Regions from separate parts of the Homo sapiens genome. Here region 1 is linked to region 2. Evidence: chromatin contacts called from ENCODE Hi-C or POLR2A ChIA-PET data. All regions are on one chromosome and are shown on one strand. Each heading gives the region's core, a stretch centred on a gene start or an enhancer-like site at or near the end of the contact. The rest is flanking DNA. Distances are from core to core; before and after follow the strand shown.

Region 1 (3,567 bases), core at 152-2,651, 110 kb before region 2:
TCTTGGGAATAAGTCTCTCCTGGTTTATCTTTGTATTTGGCAACTGCCAGAGAACAGGGAGTTCACAGAGCAATCCTGAGAAGTTTGCTCCAACACTGACTGGTCAACTGATTTATACAACATTCGAGTGTGCAGACTCACATTTACTTGCTGCATTTATGACCAAAGGGCAAACATTTAAAAATCACTCAAGATTCTGGAAAGGTTATAAAATACAAAAAAAAAAAAAAAAAGGGGGTCCACGGGAAAATAAAAAACATGACATTTATTAGCTCTTTTCTTGGAGTGGATATACATGGGTTTATAGTTCATTGTTTTCAGTCATCCTATGACTAAATAAGCTTTCCACCTGCTTAGTCAAGTGCTGAGAGAATATGACTACACCAAAGGATGTATGAAGCATGCATTTAATTTATCATAAAGAACTGTAATAAGGCAAATGTGCGCAGCTGGAACTAACTTGTACCAGATTTCGCCAATCCCCAAGCTCATAGTAGATACTTGCTAACACCTCCAGAAGTTCCGGCTGTTTTTAATTAATAGCTCATGTTGGGGGCATCTTGCCTGACTTACTAGAATGTCATTTTATTTAAAATAGGGTTCTGAACCTTAAAAAAAAATAGATCCCTTTATTTTTAAGTCAAGTAAATGATCCAAATAGAAATTTAAGTTTGGCTCTTTTAAAGGCAGCAATATTTCACATTGAATGTGCTCCCGAGGCCAGAGGAAATGTTCTTTCCTTTCCTAAAATTTCTAGCCAAGTACTCACAAACCCAGTTTCTTCCCAAGAATATTTGTTTTTTTATTTCTCAGAGCCTAGTTTTAAAAGGCTGGAACCTTTCACAAGTCAGAATAATTCCATTTGCTAGCTGGCTCTTTCTCCAAGTCCAGCTTGAATCCTATGGGACACATAAATCCTTGTCTGAAATGTAGGATAAGTGTCATGAAACATGCTAGGAAATTGGTAAACCACAGCTCAAAGCATAAATACAAAGATATAAGCGAAATCTACTCTAAAGTAAAACTATGACAAGCAGAAATACCACAATGCATTAATTCTTTAGCTAAGGTAACAAAAATATTCAAGGAAAAAGTATGTGTGTTATGACAAATCTGGGGAGAAAATAAAAATGCAACGTAGATAAAAATTAGTATTGCTAGGAGAAGAGACAAGGTAAATAAATGCACACTTGCCCTGAATTACCTAAGCCAGACATAAAGTCAATTTTTCCTGTCAAGTACTGTGTCAGGTGCCATCTGGGAAAAAAAACTGGGAGCATCTGAGAAAGGTGGAATCTGAGGGAGAAAAGGCAGAAAAGGGCATATTTTACAGCTACCATGCCGTATAGCCAATTGCCACTGGATGGCAGCGGGGTTTTACTTAGCAAAGTTGCTAAGAGCATTAGGATTGGTCATTCAATATCTGCCCTACATGTTCGGCCCCAGTAACTCAAGGTTTCAGGGAAATACAAAGTAGCTCCTTCCCACCCCCAAAATTGGGGATCTGTCCTAGAAATTGCAAATCTTTGTTCTGATTATCAGTAAATCCCTTGAAAATTACTAATTTACTATCAGAGTAAATTAAATTGGGAACTAAAATTAGAACTTCTAATAACTTCTACAATTTTGAAATTCAGAAAGCAAGCACACATGTAATCACATTTGCACGCACACATCCCTACAGTTTACTATTGCAATATTATCATCTTGAGCCCAGTACAACAAATTGGAACCACATTTTATTCTACTTTTTCTTGTTAACTTGATGGCTTCACCACACTTTTAAATGCTACACACTCCCTTCCCTCTCCCTTGGCATCTGATCCCCCCACTTTTTTTTTTTTGTAAATTCAGTAATCTCACCAGCAACAAGCTTTGCTTTCAAATAAGCATATCTGCCAACTTAAACAGCATCTCCTAAGGCAGCGGAGTAATGAAAGACACATGTAGGTACTTGCCTGTCATCAGATGCAAGCTCACGTCTGCCTGAAATTGGGCCTGTAATTCTGCTGATCCTCGGGTTCAGGACAGCATGGCCGAGAGTGGTCTACAATGCGGCCCTTAGTCTAAACAGCAGATGAAGGATGCAAGGGGCCAACCTTTTTCATCCCTGCTGGGCTCTTGACCAGTTGTTGCTCTTTAGTTCAAGGGGGAGATGTGAGGGATTGCTCAAACACTTGGCAGACAGAAAGGTCTTAAGACAGCAAGTAGTGAATTCTACCTCATTCCTGCTGATGAACTTGAGGCAGTGCTTTCCAAGCCCAAACTCATGATCCAACCAGAACATCTCCAAGAACAGTCACTCCTGCACACAGCCAAGGCTCCACCACCCCCAACCGGGTGAGGGCCCTACACAACTCCTGATCTGAGCCCCTCCTCAGATGAGACAGAGTTTGCTCCTTTCCCTCTCATAATGCAGTCAACTGTGTGATTTCCTTTGGGGAAATACAAACATTTTGTTTAAAAACTTGCAAAGTCTGAAGAATGGAAAAGTGTGAAAAGGCTGAAAAACTTGAAAGAAAGGAGTTGTAGTTCTGTCCATAAAAAAAGCTTCCTACTTTTTTGCAGCTGGGGCTACCATCAGAAATCAGTGGCTGATTCATCCAGGCCTACAGGAATCCCCTCTTTCCACCCCGCCCCCACCACCTACAGACTGACTTGAGCACCCTTTTATGCCCTTCCTGTAAGTGTTAGTGAACGGCTTACAAACGTTCAGTGCCCTTAGTTCTGCCAAACAAGTAAAAACTTCAAGGGTTGTGAGGGCTCACGAAGACATACTCATTATAAAAATTATTATTTTTTTAAAAAAGGAACCTAACAGGGTCCACTGAAAAACCAACTCATCAACACAGTTTATATCTTCCATCTTCTGAACTGGCAGCCTAAAAGTCATCTCAAGCACAGGGCTACCAGAGATGTGCTGCAAAGTGTTTTTTTTAAGAGGTTTCCACCAGACATTATTAAATTACTATTTTAAAATTAAATCTAGGATCCAGGAATTTTACCTTCCATAATAACAAGGGTGAGAGTAACTAATATAACCACTGTATCCTCCACCTTGAAGAATCTCTTCAGATAGTTGAAGTAGGATCCTTATCAGAAAGCGGTGGCAGTAACCCATTGTGTGCTGACTGGTTTTTATCCTATCTGGAAATCAATCATTTCCCTCCCTTTCCTTCTCCCTTGGGGAATTACAAAACAGACACGGAGCACCAGATTAACTTTCCTTTGTTCACAAAACGAAAACATACACACTCTCTTAAAATTATCTTCTGAAGGATATGAATTAGGCTTCCTCTTGAGCTCAGTACTGCTGGTAAGCAGGTTCTGAAGTCTCATAACTAATCTAAAGAACTCCAAGAGCACCAATTCAAGCTCCTCAAGTAGTGCTGGTTTTAGGAACTTAGGGCTGAGGACACATAGGCCTGCTAACAAAGCAAGGGCTCTCCTCGCAGGGCTGAATGCTAATAATAGGAAGTCTCCAACTTACATGTGGATTGTGTTTCCAAAGCTCATTTGTAAGCTGGCTGTGCGAAATCCAGAACACATTTTCCCCAAAAAAGCTTT
Region 2 (3,091 bases), core at 383-2,882:
TGATTTCATTCTTCTGTATATGGTTAGTCACTGTCCTAGCACCATTTATTGAATGGGGAGTCCTTTCCCCACTGCTTATTTTTGTTGCCTTTGTTGAAGATCAGATGGCTGTAGGTATGCCGCTTTCTTTCTGAGTTCTCCATTCTGTTCCATCGGTCTCTGTGTCTGTTTTTATACCAGTACCATGCTGTTTTGGTTACTGTAGCCCAGTAGTATAGTTTGAAGTCAGGTAGCACGATGCCTCCAGCTTTGTTCTTTTTGCTTGGGATTGTGTTGGCTATTTGGGCTCTTTTTTTGGTTTCATATGGATTTTAGAATAGTGTTTTCTAGTTCTGTGAAGAATGACTTTGTTAGCTTGATAGGAATAGCATTGAATCTGTAGATTGCTGTATAACTATTGTAATGATATTGATTCTTCCAAACCACGAACATGGAGTATTTATCCATTTGTTTATGTCATTTATGATTTCTTTCAGCAGTGTTTTGCAGTTCTCCATGTGGAAATCTTTAATCTCCTTGGTTAGATATGTTCTGAGGTATTATTTTTTTGTGTGTGGCTATTGAAAATGGAATTATGTTTTTTTTTTGGCCCTCAGCTTGAGTGTTATTGGTGTTTAGAAATAGTACTGATTTTTGCTCATTGACTTTGTATCCTAAAACTTTACTGAAGTCATTTATCAGTTCCAGAAGCCTTTTGACAGAGTTTTCAGAGTTTTCTAGATATAGAACCATAACCTCCACAAAGAGAGATAATTTGACTTCTTTTCCTTTCTTTCTCTTGTCTGATTGCTCTGGCTAGGACTTTTTTTTTTTTTGAGTCTGAATCTCACTGTCACCCAGGCTGGAGTGCAGTGGTACAATCTTGGCTCACTGCAACATCTGCCTCCCAGGTTCAAGCGATTCTCCCACCTCAGCCTCCCAAGTAGCTGAGATTATAGGTACCCACCAACATGCCCAGTTAATTTTTGTATTTTTAGTAGAGACAGAGTTTCACCATATTGTCCAGGCTGGTCTCAAACACCTGACCTCAGGTGATCCTCCTGCCTTGGCCTCCCAAAGTGCTGGGATTACAGGTGTAAGCCATGGTACCCAGCCCCTATTTTGCTTTTGATAAGATTAGCTAATGGGGCTGTCTCAGAAAAAAAAAAAAAAAAAAAAAAAAAAAAAAAAAAGACTAGCTAATGGGCTCTCTTTTATTGTTTTTCTTGTTCTTGGCTTTATTTATTGATTTTATAATACTTTTGGTTTTATAATTAATTGACTCATGCTTTTATTTTCACTTAGTCTTTCCTTGGGTTTCTTTGATAGTTCATTTTCTAAATTTTTGAATTATGTACTTACTTCTTTCTTATTTATTAATATTGTTAAAACAATTAATTGGGAGGCCATTAGGCTGAGATGGTGCCAGCGCCTGGGGTTCCTATGTAGACAAACCAAAACCCAATCCCATGTACATAGTAAAATGAAAGTTACACTAGTTACACTTAACCAGTCAGAAACTGCCAACCGACCTCTAAGTAGGGACTTTCCACTGGATCAGACCCAAATAAGACAAATACCGAGCTATAACCAATCAAGTAATTTGATTATTTTGCTTCTCAATTCAGCCTATAAAGGCCTGCAGCTCATGCAGGTTCAGTGGAGCTGTCTCAACCTCTTCCGGTTTTGAGTGTTCCTGATTCATGAATCATTTAATGCTAAAATAAACTCTGTTAAATTTGTTTTGTCTAAACTTTTCCTTTTAACTACATAAATATAAAATTTCCTCTCAGCATTGCTTTAATTATATTCCATAGATTCTGCTATGTTGTGTTTTATTATCTGCATTTTTCAGTTTCTGATTTGACTTATTCTTTGTTACAAGAATTTTTCAGTTTCTGGAATGTAGGGTATTATTTTTCTTGCTTTGTTTCATTTTCTAGTTTTTAACATTAAAATCTAGTTTATTTGTGATCAGGCAACTGAAAAAAGTGCTTAGCAGGAGAAACATCTTTAAATTTCTCTGAAGGCTAGATATCTCTGGAGTGAAAGTGTGTGTGTGTGTTTGCATGTGTGTATGTGTGTACATGTGTGCAGGGGCAGAGTATGGTGGGGGAAGAGATGCTGTAAGAATTTCTTGTTCAGAATCACTTCCTTGACCCCTTTTCCTCTTCCTTGAGGAGAACATGAAGAGAGAAAGGAGGTTAGAAAAGGGGTGAGACATGTAGAGTGGTTGTTGGTGCAACAACAGTGGATTTAAGGGTTGACCAGGTAAGGCTTTTGTAGTGACAGGAACTGAATCTCTGGAGACAGGCTTAGTACTGTTTAGCTAACCACTAGGCTTTCATGTTGCTGGTGGGGGAGTTGAAGGGGTTTTGGGCAAGGCCAGAGTTGAACTGCTCCACTAGAAAAGGTTGGTAGACATATGCAAGGGAAAAAAATAGAAGAATCAGCTAGAAGCAGGAGAAATCCGTCAGGAAAGAATCAAAATGTTTCATGATATTGTGATGAGTTCTACTCTGTGGAGGATGATTCTCTGGTTTTCTTCAGAGTCTTCAGTAAAAGATCAATTTTTTTTTCATTGTTGTGTGGTGAGGTTGGACCTTTTGGAAGGACTTATCATTATCAGCTGGGGATGATTTCAGATTGTCTTAGGGGTGAAAGCGGAGGCTGTCCATGGAAGCTACTTTGCCTGGGTGAGGCATTTAAGATCTTGATATAAAAAATGTGGACCTGTAGCCCAAGGCATGAGGGAAGAGCTCAGAGTGGAGGGCTGTGAGAACCTGAATCTGGCTGCGGTTTTCCCACTTTCTGTGGGCTACGGGGGAGACTGCTGACATTGTTTTAATATTGTTAAAACAATATTTTAACAGTATTGTTTGAATATTGTTGAAGATCTCAATTCTTCAGGAAAAAAATTTATGTGATAATAGCTTACCCTCCATCTCTTTATGAAATACTGCAAGAATTCAGAGCTCTGGATAGGGTCGATGCACCTGGGTTTACTGCTGACTCTGCTATTTAATTTTGACCTTGGTCAAGTTACCTAATCCTTCTAAGAATCAATGTCCTCCCATGTTAAATTAGAATAATAATGTTGCTTGCTTCACTG

What was found. A loop is a pair of places that touch in the nucleus more often than their neighbours do. ChIA-PET counts read pairs that join two places held with the same protein, here RNA polymerase II (POLR2A). Pooled maps may share reads with other maps.
Region 1: a loop to region 2 is called in a pooled map, with 2.2 times the contacts of the local background. The contact joins two enhancer-like sites. A Hi-C loop is called at or near these places in 1 of 168 maps with a recorded cell type or tissue (CD8-positive, alpha-beta T cell), 6 of 37 single-sample maps with no recorded cell type and 4 of 50 pooled maps. POLR2A ChIA-PET finds 5 or more read pairs at or near these places in 1 of 52 experiments (H1).

Annotation. Positions count from the first base shown.
Region 1 is chr5:68,250,650-68,254,216 of GRCh38, reverse strand. The region is part of intron 2 of PIK3R1 (phosphoinositide-3-kinase regulatory subunit 1); the gene reads right to left. Among named protein-coding and RNA genes, the nearest start is that of PIK3R1, 37 kb to the right of the region's middle. RefSeq lists an enhancer at 3,461-3,567. Within about 2 kb of position 1,401, at least 28 of the 41 ENCODE cell types and tissues checked have a DNase peak (open chromatin) inside an H3K27ac peak, as active enhancers do.
Region 2 is chr5:68,140,157-68,143,247 of GRCh38, reverse strand. No RefSeq gene overlaps it. Among named protein-coding and RNA genes, the nearest start is that of LINC02219, 48 kb to the left of the region's middle. Within about 2 kb of position 1,632, at least 2 of the 41 ENCODE cell types and tissues checked have a DNase peak (open chromatin) inside an H3K27ac peak, as active enhancers do.